Regions from separate parts of the Homo sapiens genome. Here region 1 is linked to region 2. A link is a loop called in an ENCODE intact Hi-C map of the cell type or tissue named here. Cell type or tissue: heart right ventricle. All regions are shown on one strand. Links, peaks and the distances in the headings refer to the core of each region. The heading gives the core; the rest is flanking DNA. Region 1 has its middle 69 kb from the start of TGFA-IT1. Region 2 overlaps TGFA (transforming growth factor alpha).

The links. Hi-C counts contacts between places; a loop is a spot of excess contacts. Peaks named below come from ENCODE experiments on the same cell type or tissue, not always from the same donor. Only the 100,000 strongest peaks of a DNase experiment are listed, where the experiment ranks them.
Region 1: a loop joins it to region 2, with 3 times the contacts of the local background. A loop is called at or near these places in 1 of 110 quality-filtered maps.

Annotation. Positions count from the first base shown.
Region 1 is chr2:70,406,313-70,419,030 of GRCh38, reverse strand. No RefSeq gene overlaps it. Among named protein-coding and RNA genes, the nearest start is that of TGFA-IT1, 69 kb to the left of the region's middle. In heart right ventricle, for the core only: no CTCF peak of the experiment used is centred there; no DNase peak of the experiment used is centred there.
Region 2 is chr2:70,513,119-70,518,118 of GRCh38, reverse strand. It overlaps TGFA (transforming growth factor alpha), which reads left to right. Exons shown (of 6, transcript NM_003236.4): 2 at 3,207-3,260. Among named protein-coding and RNA genes, the nearest start is that of TGFA-IT1, 34 kb to the right of the region's middle. RefSeq lists an enhancer at 3,343-3,845. In heart right ventricle, for the core only: no CTCF peak of the experiment used is centred there; a DNase peak (open chromatin) is centred at 1,928; H3K27me3 peaks cover 377 bases.

The sequences.
Region 1 (12,718 bases), core at 4,484-9,483, 100 kb after region 2:
CTGGGTCCAACTCCAAGCTTTGCTACTTACCAGCCCACGTCCCTGGGAAACTGACGAGCATTTGAGCCTCCGTTTCCTCAGCTGTAAGACGAAAATAATAATTATTGCCTAGGTTAACGAGGTTGAAAGGACCCAGGTGTGGGAAAGCACTACGCATGTGTACAGCATGGGCAAAGGCTACAATCGTTATTCACAGGTGTTGGTTCAGAGCTCTCCTCCCAGTGGGTGGTCCTCAAACTGGTTCCTGGCCTTTTAGAGACACCACAATGACCAGTGATATGGTTCGGCTCTGTGTTCCCACCCAAATCTCATGTCAAATTGTAATCCTCATTGCTGGAGGAGAGGCCTCGTGGGAGGTGATTGGATCATGGGGACGGACTTCCTCCTTGCTGTTCTGGTGACAGTGAGTGAGTTCTCGCGGGATCTGGTGGTTTAAAAGCGTGTAGCACGTCCCCCTTCACGCTCTGTAGCCTGCTTTGCTGGGTAAAGATGTGTCTGCTTCCCCTTCGCTTTCCTCCGTGATTTTAAGTTTCCTGAGGCCTCCCCAGCCATGCTTCCTGTACAGCCTGTAGAACTGTGAGTCAATTAAACCTCTTTTCTTATAAATTATCTAGTCTCAGGCAGTGCTTTATAGCAATGCAAGAACAGACTAATATAACCAGCATCCTTAATTCATTTCCAACCATTCCTCTAAATTTAAGGGATGGGGAGAGAGGAGGGTCGAAGGGCCTTGGGTGTGGGTGTGCCCTGCTTGGGTTAGGGGAACTCCATTTGAACAGTTGTCTTCACCACTCAAGAGTTCCTTTAGGAAAATCGTCCTATGCTGAAAACCAGGCTGGGGTAGGGGAGGGAGAATGCTGTGTGTGAAAGAAGTGATGAGTTACCACACTTCTAATAAGTTGAACCAGGCTTTAATTTTTTTTACTAAGCTACATTATTTGGGCTTTCACTAAAAAATTCTATTAATATTTTTAATGAGAAATGTGCTTGGGTATGCTTTATTACAGTTTGAAATCTTGTTTAATTCATTTTGATGCAGCATTTCCAAGATTTGTTCTAAAGTGGGCTTTTTTCAATACTTGTATTGATTGGCTATTATTGCTGGAAAAGATACTTCCCAAAGACACCTGCAGTACATCCAAATGGGAGAAGCGAATTGTGATATTCAGTGTTCAAACTGACACCAATTATACAAAGGCTTTTGTTGAAATGCAGCTGGTGAATTTATATATTCCTGACGCCAATTGTTCCACAAACTAATTGGAAGGTGTCACATTTTTACATTAACAAGGTTCAAAACTCACTGAAACTCTTCATTTAAAGATTTGTAAATACTGAGAAAAGCATGTTCCTAAGTTTTTTAAGAAGGCAGATCTGGGCATTTTTTTTAGGAGGCCCACTGCACTTTTTACTATAAAATTATATGACTACATTACCAAATACTCATCCTCAATTCTGTCTCCATAGCACAAGTTCCCGTCATCGCAAAGCAACTATTTTCTCCCTCATTGCTAGAGGATCACCATTACCTCAGAAGAACAAAATACCTGTGTTTATTGTTTTAAAAATTGCTTTTAGAAAGCACACTTCTAAGGGTCACTTGTCATCACTGATAAATGGGCAGCATATTCATAGCCCTTCTCTTTATAAAAGGAAATTTCTTGTTTTTAAGCATTCTGCCACAAGATAATCAGCTAATCTCTATGTGGTATAAAAGATGCTTGTAGTCACTACCCATCTCATTCAGAATATTAAGATTCCACTGTATTTTTATAGTCTTTTTTTTCATTATTACCAAATTGCTGATCTAGCACCTAGGGTACATATGGCTTCAACAGCATTATTGGAAAGCTTGCTTTTTAATAATATAGTGAATTAATTTCATCTAAGGTGTTACCTCTATAACCTTACTTCTGAATCCTCTTTTGTATGTTGTTCAAAGCAAACACTCGGTTAATGATTACACAATTTTTTCTAAAATTAAGTGTATTACAAAGCCACTCACTGTTGAAAAATATCCTTTGTATGATCTTCCTTTAGTAATTAAAAATTATGTCTTTTGGGTTCTTGTTTCCTGCTATAATTATGTATTTGTCTAGTCCTTCTCATTCCATCAGTATTTGTTTTATGTTTTTTGAAGCTTTTTATTGGGTACATAGATATTTAGGATTGTTATGTCTTCTTAATGTATTGACCCCTTTAACATATGTAACGTCCCCCTTGTTCTGAAGTCTACTTTGTCTCATATAGCCACTCTTTTATTATTACTTGCATGGCATTTTTCATGTATGTTTTTATATTTAAAGTAGGTTTTTTGTAGTCAGCATACGATCAGTCTTGCTTTTTTTTCCAATCTTACCACCTCTGTTTTTTATTTGGAATATTTAGATATTTGCATTTGATATAAATATGGTTGGACTAAATCGACCACCTGACAATTTGTCCTATCTGTTCTTTGTTCTTTTTCTCTCTTCCCGCCTTTTTTGGATTAACAGAGTGTTTTAATAATTATTTATCTCTACTACTGGCTTAATAATTACACCTCTTTGTTCTACTTTTTGGTGATTGCTCTAGTGTTTATAATACACAGTCTACCTTCAATATAATACCTCTTCAAGTACACTGACAAAACCTTACAACAGCACACTTCCACGTCCTCACTCTCGTCCTCTGTGCTATTGTTGTTATACATTTTACTCTACATACATTGTAACACCCCCAAACACAAGTAGGTTTCCTTCTCCTCCCCCAGCAGCAGTTAGCTTTTACTTTTACTCCTAGCCCAGAGATTGTAGCTCTTAGCCTAGGACAGGGGATGAGAGAGTTTCCTTCCCTTCAGTCTCCCTCTAAAGTGTATGGCTTTTGATTCATATGAAAGTAGTATCTGGAAAGTAAGTAGGGTCCATGCCTGTGCACCATGGAGGGAAAAGCTCTCTCAGGTTTCCTATCTCACCCCTAATCTTCATGAGTACCTGGTGGCGGCTCATACAAAAGGGCTGGCAAGTTAGCATGGGTTCCTCTTGGGTCTGGGGTTTCTAGAGATTCTAAATGGAGATACTAGAGGCACACTTGGCCCTTAAGAATTCATTAAAATTTTTTCTTACATGTTTTTTTGGCAAAGTGCTGATAGTTCTGTGCTCTATCTTATCTCAGGGGCTTCTCACCCCCTGGAATTTAGTAAACCCGGTTGATTTGAGACCTCAGCTCTCTAATGAGCTGAAAAACATTTAATGACTTATCTTTAGCCAGCTTTTTCTCATTACCTAGGGTGGATGCAATGAGCTCGTGTGACTTTCTGTATTATTTAAAAAAAAAAAAAAGGAATTTTTGTGGTATTTCTTTATTGAAATAGAATCTTAGAATGACCATAAGCTGATACATCTATACTTCCATCCAACAGTATAATATAAAACACCTCTCACGCTGAGCAATCCATTTTAATGCTTCTTGCTCCAAATTTTAAGCAATGTTTTCTAAGCATCATTCAACAGTTTCCAATGTTGTTTTTCTAACAAATGAATGCATCATAGTTTTTTGCCATAGTGTGTTCTATGTATTTCAGCCAGGAACTCAGAATATTTTCCAGTGTCAGAAAGTATTCCTCTAGTAGTGTACAACTTTTTGCCTTTTGCTATTGCATAAGAAACCTCAAAAGAGACTTTAAGCTGGGAGCAGTGGCTCACACCTGTAATCCGAACATTTTGGGAGGACACACAGGGAGGATCACTTGAGCTCAGGAGTTCAAGACCAGTCTGGGCAACATAATGAGACCCCCATCTCTACAAAAAAAAAAAAAAAGAAAAGAAAAAAAAAACCTAAAAATTAGCCACTCATAGTGACATGTGCCTGTATTCCATGCTTCTCAGGAGGCTGAGGTGGGAGGATTCGTTGGGCCTGGGAAGGCAAGGCAGGCTGCAGTCAGTGAGCTATGATCGCACTAGTGCAGTCTAGCCTGGGGGGTAAGAGAGATCCTGTCTCCAAAAAAAAAAGACACTTTAAACATATATTATTATGTTTAATAAAATTTTCTGCATTCAGAGTCCAGAGTGCTCACCATGGAACCATCTGTGTTTAGTAAAATTTTCTAACAAGATTTTTTTTTCCTGACTTTAAATATTGCTGAAAAACTGTAGAGACATGTCTTCATGTGTTGGGTGCTTAGTTTTTAAACACGCTGCTAAGTGTGATGGGGGTTTTTTGTTTTTGTTTTTTTGTTTGTTTTGAGACAGTGTCTTGCACTGTTGCCTGGGCTGGAGTGTAATGGCACTATCTCGGCTCACCGCAACCTCCACCTCCTGGGTTCACACGATTCTCTTGCCTCAGCCTCCCGAGTAGCTAGGATTACAGGTGCACACCACCACACCTGGCTAATTTTTTGTACTTTTAGTAGAGACAGGGTTTCACTATGTTGGCCAGACCGGTCTCAAACTCCTGACCTCGTGATTCGCCTGCCTCAGCCTCCCAAAGTGTGAGGATTATGGGCATGAGCCATCACGCCCAGCCAGTGTGATGGTTTTATATCACCATTTGCTAATCTCTTGAAGCATGATATAAACTTAGAGGGAGGCTCACCTTAAAGATTGTGGATGTAAATCCATATTCCAAATTGCCTTCCTTACCAGCTTTCTTCAACTTCTCGGATCTGATCAGATTGTCATTGTTTTTACTTTGTAACACAATGAGCCTGACACAGCTCACTGTGGGAATAGAAATGTCCCCTACTTTTTCTCTGTGTGTTCATGAGATTTGCTTGGATTTATGTTTTAGTAGGATTTTCAATCCATGCCTTCTTTATAAGCCGCTTGTCCACTTGTGAGCATTATTTTAGAATTTATAAATCTAATGTTCATTGCAGTTTGTCTCAGTATGCTAAAAAAATAAACAAAAGCCCAAGAATGCCACTGTTAGCCTTCTGTGTGATTGAAACCCTCATTCTGCCCTCAAGATACCTTACATGCCAGGCATGAAGGTGCTAGCTTCCATTAAATGTGAGTAAACTTCATCTCTTTCTTGTATCTTGGATTGGAAAATAAATATGAGTAGGAGTACTGGCATGTTCTTCCTGCTCCCCAGTGGGTCATCCTTGGGGATCTCACAGCCCACCTTAGAGAGCATTCATGTAAGACACATAGGGGGTGCTTCACACACAGTGGGTTTGAATTCCTGCAAATCCTCTTCCCTCGGGGGAACATGTGTAGTAAAAAACACTGGGAATGTCATCCAGTCCTCAGCTCTCTGGGGAATCTCGGAGGTTTATCTCTATAGGCAGGAGAATTAGGGAAGAACAAGTAAGGGACTAAACCAAGGGGTCTTACCTGAAAACTCAAGATGAGGCTGGACAAGGCTTGTGTTAGATCAGAGCCTGGGGACCAAAAGATGAGAGTCATTGGGTATCTCACAAGGTCATAGACATGGGGATGACTGTCAGCAGAAATGGCTCACCCAGATGTTTCTGAAGACAGATTCTCCCGAAAAGGAGGGGAGAGGACTCTGATGAGAGAGCCCAGGCTCCCCCAGCACAGGCAACCTGACCCAAATAATAACTACTTTTAGCTGACAGGAGCCATACAGGCCCCATGCAGGCAGGGGCACCTATATGATTACCAGCAGCACCCAATGTCCTTGACTCAGAAATACAGCACTCCTTTTTCCTAAGTGTTCTCCTAAAACCAAAGTAGATGGTGGCCAGGTGCAGTGGCTCATGCCTGTAATCCCAGCACTTTGGGAGACTAAGGAGGGAGGATTGCTTGAGCCTAGGAGTTTGTGACCAGCCTGGGCAACATAGCAAGGCCCCATCTGAATTATTTAAAAAAAGAAAAAAAGTAGATGGAGACACTGCAACCAAAGCCACCAGTCTGAGGCTTCTGTATCCCTAGATGTGATTGCATGTCTTGCCTGCTACTTCTGGGATCTGGATAAACCCCACAGGTGTCCTTCTCCCCACCTCCTCCTCCATCCTCCTCCCTACAGAGAGGATGAAAACCAACCCTGTGGTTCCTGCAAGGGGCAGCCTGACAGAGAGCCTCTGTATCCACACAGGAACAGTTCTGCGTGTCCGGCTGCCGGCCTGTGGCCTTTGATAAAGCCACACAGGGGAAACCTCTTTCAAGCAATGAGCATCGCTAGCAGAGCATTTATTGGCCTGCAGCAGTCCTGTGATGTGTAAGCCACTGCCTTGGCCTTCAGCCCACTTCAGAAGCACAACTTAAATAACGGCTTTCATGTTAGACTCTGAAGTGAGCCAAGGTTTGGGAAGCTCCTAGCTTTTAAGATGTGGCTTTCCTCATGTTTTGAATGGTCTCCTTTGACTAAGCCTAAACCAAGGTATCAGTCAACAAAAATTTATTGAGTACTTACTATTTTATTTCATTGCAAAAAAAAATTTTTTTTTCACATGCTCACTTGTACCCAGACACAAGCAAACTTCAAATCAAGAGAGAGAAGATAGATAAGAGGCATGGACTCCAGAGTTAGAGAGACTATAATTGAACTTCTGTTTCAAAGGTGACAAAACTGAGGCCCAAAGGTTAACTAACTTTTCCAAGGGCTTCCAGCCAGTCCCAGTTAATAAACAGCTTTAGAAGTTGAATCGTAGACTCTCAGAGTAGGGAGGGACCTCATAGTATGTTTTCTCCGGCCAGCTTCAACATAAGTTTGCTGATACCTGAATCTTTTCCCAAGATATGCTGATTGAGAGGTCTGGGTAAGGTCCAGAGATCTGCATTTTAACCACTCCTCCCCACTCACCACCCCACTTCCCACACATATCTGATTCTGATGCAGGTGGCACGCTCTTTGAGAAGCATTGGTCTAGTCCAAATTTCCAGTTAACGTCAAATTTTCAGGAAACTATGCCACCTGAGCAAAAGCAAGTGCAGTGATAGGACAATCTGTACTTCCTAAGGGGCTAGCACATTCCACTGTTGTGTGGCTGTTAGCATTAGAAAGTTCTTCCTTAGAGGTAACAATGTTTCAGGGAGGCTCTTCTGGGTCCTGGGAAGGCATGCGCTCATGAACCTAGATGATGAGGGAGTAGGGTAAGGTCACATGCAGAAGGGAGGAGGCAGGAATTCCAAGACAGGACTCTGCCTGGATTGCAGGGGTCACTCACAGGGAACTGAAACAAGAGCCAAGTGTCATTGAGGTCCTATAAGCATTCCCAAGGACCGGGTGAGTCGTCTATCCTTAGCAGCAGGCATTTGTTCTTCACAAGGGAGCAAATCTGGTTGGGTCAATTTGTCAGCATGCAATTCAGAACCCCGTGGAAATGCTCTTTCCAAGCTTCCCTTCTGGGAGGGTGTAGTCAGTGGACAGCCTCTAGCGGCTGCACCTCAGGATCCACCACAGCCTTCACAAGCCCCACACCGAATGGGCTACTCCCAGTCAGTCACTGAACACAGCAAGGGAAGCAGAGATAGGGCACTGTTTCCTGACAAAGGACTCTTCCAGCAGGCAACCTCATCTGAAGACTCCCCACCCATCCAGCTGAGATTTTTCTCAGATGCCCTGCAGCCTGAGGCTCTTCCTACACAATCCTCCTTTCCCTCTCTCCTTTCTCTGGTGTCAGACGAGCTTCATGGTCTACAGGATCTTTCTGTCTACTCCTGCTTCCTGTCCCCTGTATCCTTCCCAAACATTTCCCTCCAGTACATCTGTTGCTCTTTTAATTCCATCTTGGCATCTGCTTCCTGAAGGGCCCAACTCACATGCCACCTGATATGCAACAGCTTCTTTTATGTTCTTCCTTTATGTCCATGCTTGCTTTGGCCTGGGCACCAACCTTGGTCTAATCAGGTGTCGGGATCGCACAACCCCAGAAATAACTGCTCTTGGAAAAATTAATTCCTGGGGCTCTACCATAGGAGAGGGCTATAGATATGACAATCCAGTAAGGCCAGAATCAACTTTCTTGAAATTCTCCTGCTGGTACTAGCTGTCCCCACAAAACCGTGGTCTCCATATCAGGGTGTGCACATTCCAGGGGCAGCACAAGTCACCCTCCAGAGTGGGGGGAAAATACAAAGACGGCTTATTTTCCATCTTAAAAACAAAAAAGAACTTCAACTCTGCTAACAATTAATGTGCATATAACTTGTAAATAAATATATACTTGCCGGAAGAGTACTGAAAATATTTTACTGTTATGGGTGAACAATTTTTTAAAAGTGGAGAGTAGAGCTTTAGAGTGATAATGAATGAAACTAATCCCTGTTTGACATAATGCTTCCTAACACTTAAAGACAGCTTGTATGTCCTTCCTAAATTATCTCTTCCTCAGAAGAGGTATCCTCAGGTACTTTAGTCGGCACTCAGCTAGCTGAACTCCAAGATCCTTCATCAACCCTAGTTGTTATTTGTTAGTTACCATGAGAAAGTATTTGGCTAGGACTTAGTACCACTAACCTCCATCTCAGGGTTAGTGGCACTAAGTACTAGCCAAATACACACACACATTATATATATATATATACACACATATATGTAATTGTAAGAGCACTTAACAGATTACTGTGTTAAATGTTTAAGAGTACAATACAGTATTGTTAACTATAGGAACAGTGTTGTACAGATCTCTAGAACTTATTTAGCTTGTGTAATTAAGACTATACCTGTTGCAATTAGCAACTCCTCATTTCCTCCTGATAACCACAATTCTGATTCTATAAACATGACTATTTTAGATTCCATATATATATGTAAGATCATGCACTATTTGTCTGTATGTGCCTGGCTTATTTCACTTAGCATAATGTTCTCCAGGTTCTTCTGCATTGTTGAAAATTGAAAGATTTCCTTCTTTTTTAAAGCTGAATAATATTCCATTGTATCTATAAACCATATTTCCTTTCTATTCATTCAACATTGGGCATTTAGGTTGTTTCCACATCTTGGTTATTGTGAATAATGCTGCAGTGAAGTTGGGAGTGCAAATACATTTTTGAGATCCTAATTTGAATTCCTTTGTGTGTATATATATCCAGAAATGGGACTGCTGAATCATATGGTGGTTCTATTTTTAATTTTAGGGAGAGTCTTCATACTGCTTTCCATAGAGGCTGTAACGTTTTGCATTCCCACCAACAGTGTCAAGTACTCCAATTTCTCCATGTATTTTCCAACACTTGTTATCTTTTGTCTTTTTCATAATAGCCATCCTAACAGTGTGGTTTTGATTTGTTTCCCTGATAACTAGTGACGTTCAGCATCTTTTCATATAGCTATTGGCCATTTGTGTGTTGTCTTTGGAGAAATGTCTGTTCAAGTATTTGGCCCATTTTTAAATTGGTTATTAGCTGTTTTCCTTATATATTTTGGAAATTAACCCCTTATTTGATATATGGTTTACAAACATTTTCTCCCATTCTATAGGCTGCCTTTTCACTCTATTAATTACTTCTTTTGATGTGCAGAAGCTTTTTAGTTTGATGCAGTCTCATTGTTCTATTTTTGCCTTTGTTGCCTGTGCTTTTGGGGATATATCCAGAAAATCATGACCCAGACCAATGCATGAAGATTTCTCCTATGTTTTCTTATAGGAGTTTTATAGTTCAGGTCTTACATTTAAGTCTTTCATCTATTTTGAGTTGATTTTTGTGTGTGGTGTAAGATAAAAATCAAATTTTTTTATTGCATGTTGATACCCAGTTTTCCCAACACCATTTATGAAAAAGACTATCCTTTCCCCATTCTGTATTTTTAGCACCTTTGTTGAGGATCAGTTGACCATGCGTGTGTGGATTAATTTCTGCGCTCTTTATTCTGCTCCATTGTTCTATATGTCTATCCTTGTCCAGTACTAGACTGTTTTAAATTGTTGTAGTATTCTGAAATCAGGAAGTGTGATGCCTCCAGCTTTGTTCTTCTTTCTCAAGTGTGTTTTGGCTATTTGGGGTATTTTGTAGTTTTATATAAATTTTAACTTTTTTTTCTATTTATGTAAAAAATGCCATTGAGACTTTTATAGGGATTGCATTGAATCTGTAGATTGCTTTGGATAGAATGGATATTTTAATAAGTCTTTCAATTCATGAACATGGGGTGTCCATTTGTCCTTTTTTTTTTATTTTCCCATAGGTTATTAGGATACAGGTGGTGGTTAGTTATATGAATAAGTTCAATAGTGGTGATTTGTGAGACTTTGGTGCACCCATCACCCAAGCAGTATACCCTGCACCCTATTTATAATGTTTTATTCCTCCCCCCTACCCTTCCCCCAAGTCCCCAAAGTCCATTGTATCATTCTTATGCCTTTGCATCCTCATAGCTTAGCTCCCACATATCAGTGAGAACATACGATGTTTGGTTTTCCATTCCTGAGTTACTGTACTTAGAATAATAGTCTCCAATTTCATCCAAGTTGCTGTGAATGCTGTTGATTCATTCCTTTTTATGGCTAAGTAGTATTCCATTGTATATATATATATACCACAGTTTCTTTATCCACTCATTGATGGGCATTTGGGTTGGTTCCACGATTTTGCAGTTGTGAATTGCGCTGCTATAAACATGCGTGTGCAAGTATCTTTTTCAAATAATGACTTCTTGTCCTCTGGGTAGATACCCAGTAGTAGGATTGCTGGATCAAATGGTAGTTCCACTTTTAGCTCTTTAAGGAATCTCCACACTGTTTTCCGTAGTGGCTGTACTAGTTTGCATTCCTACCAGCAGTGAAGAAGTGTTCCCTGATTACCACATCCTTGCCAACATCTACTGATTTTTTTATTTTTTGATTATGGCCATTCTTGCAGGAGCAAGGTGGTGTTGCATTGTGGTTTTGATTTGCATGTTCCTGATTATTAGTGATGTTGAGCATTTTTTTATATGTTTGTGGACCATTTGTATATCTTCTTTTGAGAATTGTCCATTCATGTCCTTAGCCCACTTTCTGGGGGGATTTTTTTTTCTTGCTGATTTGAGTTCCTTGTAGAGTCTGGATATTAGTCCTTTGTCGGATGTATAGATTGTGAAGATTTTCTCCCATTCTGTGTGTTGTCTGTTCACTCTGCTGACTGTTCATTTAGTTTAGTTTAACTAAATCTCTTTAGTTTAATTAAGTCCCATCTATTTGTCTTTTTTTTTTTTCTTTTTTGTGAGAGGGAGTCTCGCTCTTGTTGCCCAGGCAGGAGTGCAGTGGCGCGATCTTGGCTCACTACAACGTCCGCCTCCCGGGTTCAAGCGATTCTCGTTACTCAGCCTCCCAAGTAGCTGGGATTACAGGAGCCTGCGACCACGCCCAGCTGATATTTTTATTATCAGTAGAGACGGGGTTTCCCCATGTTGGCCAGGCTGGTCTCGAACTCCCTACCTCAGGTGATCCACCCGCCTTGGCCTCCCAAAGTGCTGGGATTACAGGCATGAGCCACCGTGCCCGGCCTGTCTTTGTTTTTATTGCATTTGCTTTTGGGTTCTTGGTCATGAAATCCTTGCCTAAGCCAATGTCTAGAAGGGTTTTTCCAATGTTATCTTCTAGAATTTTTAGTTTCAAGTCTTAGATTTAAGTTCTTAATCCGTCTTGAGTTGATTTTTGTATGAGGTGAGAGATGAGGATCCAGTTTCATTCTTCTATGTGTAGCTAGCCAATTATCCCAGCACCATTTGTTGAAAAGGATGTCTTTTCCCCACTTTGTTTTTGTTTGCTTTGTCGAAGATCAGTTGGCTGTAAGTATTTGGGTTTATTTCTGGGTTCTCTATTCTGTCCCATTGGTCTTTGTGCCTATTTTTATATCAGTACCATGCTGTTTTGGTGAGTATGGCCTTATAGTTTGAAATCAGGTAGTGTGATGCCTCCAGATTTGTTCTTTTTGCTTAGTCTTGCTTTGGCTATGCGGGCTCTTTTTTGGTTCCATATGAATTTTAGAATTGTTTTTTCTAATTCTGTGAAGAATGATGGTGGTATTTTGATGAAGATTGTGTTGAATTTATAGATTACTTTTGGCAGTATGGTCATTTTCACAATATTGATTCTATCCATCCATGAGCATGGGATGTGTTTCCATTTGTTTGTGCATCTGTGATTTCTTTCATCAGTGTTTTGTAGTTTTCCTTGTAGAGGTCTTTTGCCTCTTTGGTTAGGTATATTCCTAAGTATTATTGTTTTTTGCAGCTATTTTAAAAGGGGTTGAGTTTCGTTGTTGTTGTTGTTTGTTTTTTGTTGTTTTTTTGTTTTGTTTTTGTTTTTTGAGACGGAGTCTCGCTTTGTCGCCCAGGCTAGAGCACAGTGGTGCGATCTCGGCTCACTGCAACCTCCGCCTCCCGGATTCAAGCTATTCTCCTGCTTCAGCCTCCTGAGTAGCTGGGACTACAGGCATGCACCACCACGCGCCCAGCTAATTTTTGTATTTTTAGTAGAGACGAGGCTTCACCATGTTGGCCAGGATGGTCTCGATCTCCTGACCTCGTGATCCACCTGCCTCAGCCTCCCAAAGTGCTGGGATTACAGGCATGAGCCACCATACCCAGCCAGGGTTGAGGTCTTAATTTGATTCTCTGCTTGGTCACTGTTGGTGTATAGGGGAGCTACTGATTTGTGTGCATTAGTCTTGTATCCAGAAGCTTTGCTGAATTCTTCTATCAGTTCTAGGAACTTTCTGGAGGAGTCCTTAGGGTTTTCGAGGTAAACAATCATATCATCAGCAGACAGTGACAGTTTGACTTCCTCTTTACCAATTTGGATGGCCTTTATTTCTTTCTCTTGTCTGATTACCCTGGCTAGCACTTC
Region 2 (5,000 bases), core at 1-5,000:
CAGGCCTGTGCACTGTGTGTCTCCCTGAGCCACTGCATGTGGCTGCGGTGCCTGTGGCTGTCCTCTCCCCATCCTTCCTTTGTTTGGAGTGACCCTTGGAGCCTGCCAAGGCCACATGTTTCTGGAAGGTCCTCACACAGCCTGGCTTTCTAAGCACAGTCGTGTGGCCAGAGGGCTGGGCAGCTGGTGAGCCTGGGTGCTCATACCTTTGCCCCTCATTAGACCTTGTTCATGGCAGGGAGACTGGAGGCAGTGGGAGAATCCCCAAGAGGCAATGCATGACTCTCAGGGAGAGACGGATCAAGGCTCAGCCGCTGGGCCTGCAGAGTCTGTTGTTTGGACTAACTTGGGGTTTGTGACTGCTGAATACACACCTGTGTCACAACTGGCCATGGTGAGAAGGACTGTGGTGTGGTCTGGTAATTAGACACTGTCTTGTGCATGGGAGTTGGAGACACTTGAGTTTGAATGTGGCTGCAGGAGCTTGGGCAAATTTCTTAACCTCTCTAAGCCTCAGTTTCTTCATCTCTATGACTGGGCATTTCTACCAGCTGGACCAGAAGGTTGGGAGGCACCTATGTCATGAGTTGTTATAAGGACTAAGTAAGAGAACACATGCAGAACATTAGCACTGGGCCTGGGACTAGGTCATGCCCAAAAAGTGGTACACATCCACCTGCAAAGTGAGAGACCTGAGCCCTGTCCTCCTGCTCCAGGGTCCTCTTAGGTTCACCACATGATGAAGACAAAGCAGAGGCCTTGCCGCTCATCACAGGGCCTCAGCTGATGCTAGGCATGGATCAAGATTGCAGAGTGAAGCCCAGGGCACCAAGAAGTTGTTTTCCGTGAGGGTATAGAAAGGACCTATTCTTCTTGTGTTGCTCAAATTATGAATAAAAAGCCAGTGTCTTTCATCTGTGGAACATCGTGGTTTTGCAAACTTTAATTCATTCCCAAAACACCTCTGTGAGTTTAGCAGCTGCGAGCTCACAGGTGAGGAACAGAAGGTGAAGTAATTTGCCCCAAGGCTGGGGAGCAGGCCCCCATTGCACACCCTCATCTTCCTGGAGCAGTGGTGCTCATCAGTGTCTTGTCCTGGATTCAGCTGTACAGTGTTTGCTTTCTTGTCTGGGTTTTGCTTAAACAGAGGCCAACATGGAGCCCAGGAACCATGCTGACTGGGTTCACCCTGACTGACAGGATAGGGAGCAGGAACAGGGCATGAAGATAATTCTTTAGTTCGGGGCAGTTTGTGACAGGCAAGTCACGCTTCCCCTCAGAGTATGCAAAGCATCCCCGGTGTCATCCTTGAACACTATTATGAGTCACTGGCTGACTTTAGCCAAGGATGGTTTGTGGCAGTGCCAGCGAAGTCAGAACATGACTGTTCCCCAGCTTCAAGGGGGCAACTGCTGACTTTTCCCGGCTTGGATGGGGATGCCTTGTTTTAACACTGGTGTGTGGGTGACAGAGGGGCCCTGGGAGCCTTGCTTCCAAAATTAGCATCAATTGGACAGCAAGAAAGAATTGCACAGGGAAGACATGCATGATTTTACTGATTTTCTCTCCCTGTCCCCCTGCCCTGCCTCCAACTCCAGCCCAAACATCTGGCTTAGGATTCTGTAAAAGTCTTTCGGAGGTCCATGCCAGACCTCCAGTAAAAGCAGTCTGAAGTTCTTATGTTTCTCATTTCAGAGGTTGGAAGGAACATCGGGAGCATGATTGCTTTATCTATTCCAAGTGTGTTTTGTTCTTTGAGAGTCAGGACTTCTGTGTCTACACCCTAAGTGAAAAGGGGCAAGGAACCCTCACAGCCTGCAGAGTAGGGGGCTGCATCGATCCTGTAACAGACAGAACTTTGCTTGTTTCCTGTGCTAACTTGATTCATTTGCTTTCTGAGCTAACCTGTCAGAGGCCCAGCCCCTCGGCACAGCAACTGTGGCATCTTTTTGCGTTTCAGTTTTGGGAAGTCATTCTAATGTGGCTCATGCTGATTGCATAACTCAGAAGAGGTTCCTTCTTCATTGGAAGGTTGCTACCATTTCCAGAAACCTCGAGTACTGTAATCTGAAGGCACATAAAGGTCATCTGTTGGCAGGGCTGGTTTTATGGGCATGCAACCTGTATAGGTCACACAGGACCCCATGCTCACAAGGGCCCTGAGCTTGAGGTTTAACACTCTGCAGTTGCAGTCTTAAAAATCTTGTAGTTTTATCTTTAAATTTGCGTCTTGTAGGTGAAGTCCAGTGGGACAATACAGTATGCACTGGGGGCTTAGAGGCTTTGTTCCCGTGGTCCTGCTTATTAATATCTCCCTGCCTCCCCTAGGTTTTCTTGCTCCTGCCATGATCTATCCCTGGCAGGGCCTGGGGTTAAGTACATGGCATCTCAGGGTACGGCATGGTGGCAGCTGTCCCCATTCTGGACTGGCAGCTCCATGGCATCTTCAGTGGGCAACTAGAGAGGGGTGAGCTGCTTGACTCCCCCTGATCCAGGTACCTAGTACATCCTGGCAGGGAGGAGGCAATATCCTTAAGGGGTCACCCATCCATCTTGGGTTGGGACAGCCACTTCCTGGGAATAAGAGATACCTGACTAGACCCCTCAACCCCCAGCTGGGTCACAGCACATTGGCCCGGCTGCCAGCTGGAAGGAAACCCCAGAGGGAGTGGGTCCTTTGCTCCCTTACACACTCTGTCCCTGGGGTATACCTGTGAGAGGCTGCACTCAACCTGTGGGTATCCTCATACCCAAAGGACAGCAATGACATAAATAGCAAACAAACATGATGACATGAACAACAGGGTGAAGGTACTTAATGTCACTGAAATGTACAATTAAAATGGTTGAAATGGTAAATTTTATGTTACGTATATTTTCCCACCATAAAAAAATATATATTTATAAGGTGTTAAGAAAAAACAAAGGCCAAAACCACCCTGACAGATGGAGAGAGAGACTGGGAAGAAGTGGAAGGCTCTGGATTTCAGTGCTTTTCATGGGCATTTTCTTCTTACTTTTTCAACAAGGGGTCCCATGTGCTCATTTTGCACTGATATCCACAAATTATGTAGCTGAGCCTGTCTACCGGCCACTCTGTGAAACTACCGAACCTTTGCCTGTCAAAGGGCCTGCCCTCTAAGCGTCTGAGGACATCATTTGCCAAGCAGACTCTGACCTTTTCCCTCTTCTCCTCCACCCAACAGGTATTGTGTTGGCTGCGTGCCAGGCCTTGGAGAACAGCACGTCCCCGCTGAGTGGTGAGTGCAGCTGCCGTGGGTGTGTGGATCGTGTGTGGGAAGGGAGCGGGCCTGCTGCTGTGTGGCTCCTCAAGAGCTCCCTCCCTGGCCTCCTGCCCACCGAGCACACGCCTGTCCCGGAGTCCTCTCTGCCCCCTCCTCAGGGGCGAGGAGGCGCTCACTGGAAGGTCTTAACTGCAGGCCCAAGGGGGGGCTGTTCCTGGCCCCCTCAGGGGCCTCCCCTACGTGTCTCTCTTCAGCTGTTCAGACAATTCCTGTGGGCAAGTGTGCCAAAACAGGGCCTGCAGGACCCCAGAGCTTGGGGCCAGCTGTTTTCCCCACTCTCGTAATAGTCCACCTGAAGTAGAACCCAGATTTCTGAACCCTCATCGGTGACCTTTGTTTAGTTATTTTCTGGTTTACGTTTTAATACTTATAGTAAAAAAAAAAAAAAAATCGGTATTTTTTTTTATTATTATTTTAAAGATTCTAAATCAAAATAGTGGAGAGCTTGGGACATGTAGGAGGCAAACCATCAGTGGCCACAGCACTGCAGGGGAGCAACCTCTGTTTGATTTGCATGTTGCTTTTGCCCTTTCTCCATGTGTGTTAATATTTTTATACGAGTAGTCCTGGTGAGGAAACAATGTGGATTCCTGCTTTTTAAGCTCAAATGTTGGGGCTGTGCATTGTTCCATGTTGCTGGAAAGTCTTGAAATCTCTTCTCTTAAAATGTCATGCTGTCTCATTAAAGTGAACATGGGTGATTTAATGAAACATTTCCCATTGGATATTTACGGTGGCTCTAGTTTCTTAAGTTATGATGCTACCTCTTCATGCCTAGAAGCTTTTTCCACCTTTTGGATTCTTTCCTCAGCATGTGTCTCCGGAAACAGGAATAAATACAGATTTATGACCCTTGGTACAAACTGCCAGATAGCTTTCCGAGTGAATGGTGCTGATTTCTCCCAGCAGTGTGTGAGTGCACCAGTCCCACAACTCCCTGGTTAGCACAGAGTGTGTTTCAGTAACTTCTGCTCCCATCTGTTACTGCACTAGCCTCCTGCTGTGTCTCCATAGTTATTTCAGAGAGGTTCCAGTGGGAGGGGGCGGGTTTCTTACCTATTCATAAATTCTGTAGCCAACCACACCGTGTCCCTGGTCTCTTCTCCTCCTTCAGGCCTTTCCCTCCAAACCCACTGGAGGCGACACTGCCAGTCCCACTGGGTACCACTGCTCCTGCAGCCCCACCAGTCCCCCTTGCTACTGTTATCCTTGATGCGCTTGGACCCTTAAGGTGCCTAAGCCACTTGGTGGTCCATGATGACACAGAAGAAAATGCCTGTCCCACTCTGTGTCGTGCTTTGTTGGGGCTGGAAGTGGAAAGGTGTAAGTGTGTCCACCTCAAAACAGTGCATCTGGAGTCCAGGGTCTACTAGGGTTTCCATAAAGCAGTACTTTCACTTTTTAATTACCTCCCATCCACAAAGGACTCAGATATGAACATATAGGGAGGAAAAAGAGGATAGCTTAGTAACTTCACCATGCCATTCTCAGAATTGCCCCAACCCCCTTTCTAGAATGCACTTGCCCCAAGCTTCACCTTCTGCCCCTCCTACAGATAGACCTCTGGTGACCTGCCCAAACACTAGAAAGTACTGATACTCTAGCAACACTTACGCACTGGGTATCATTTGAGAGAACCTGGACACTGGGCCAGTTGGGGGTTACCACTCATTTTGATACTTGTCACTATGATCT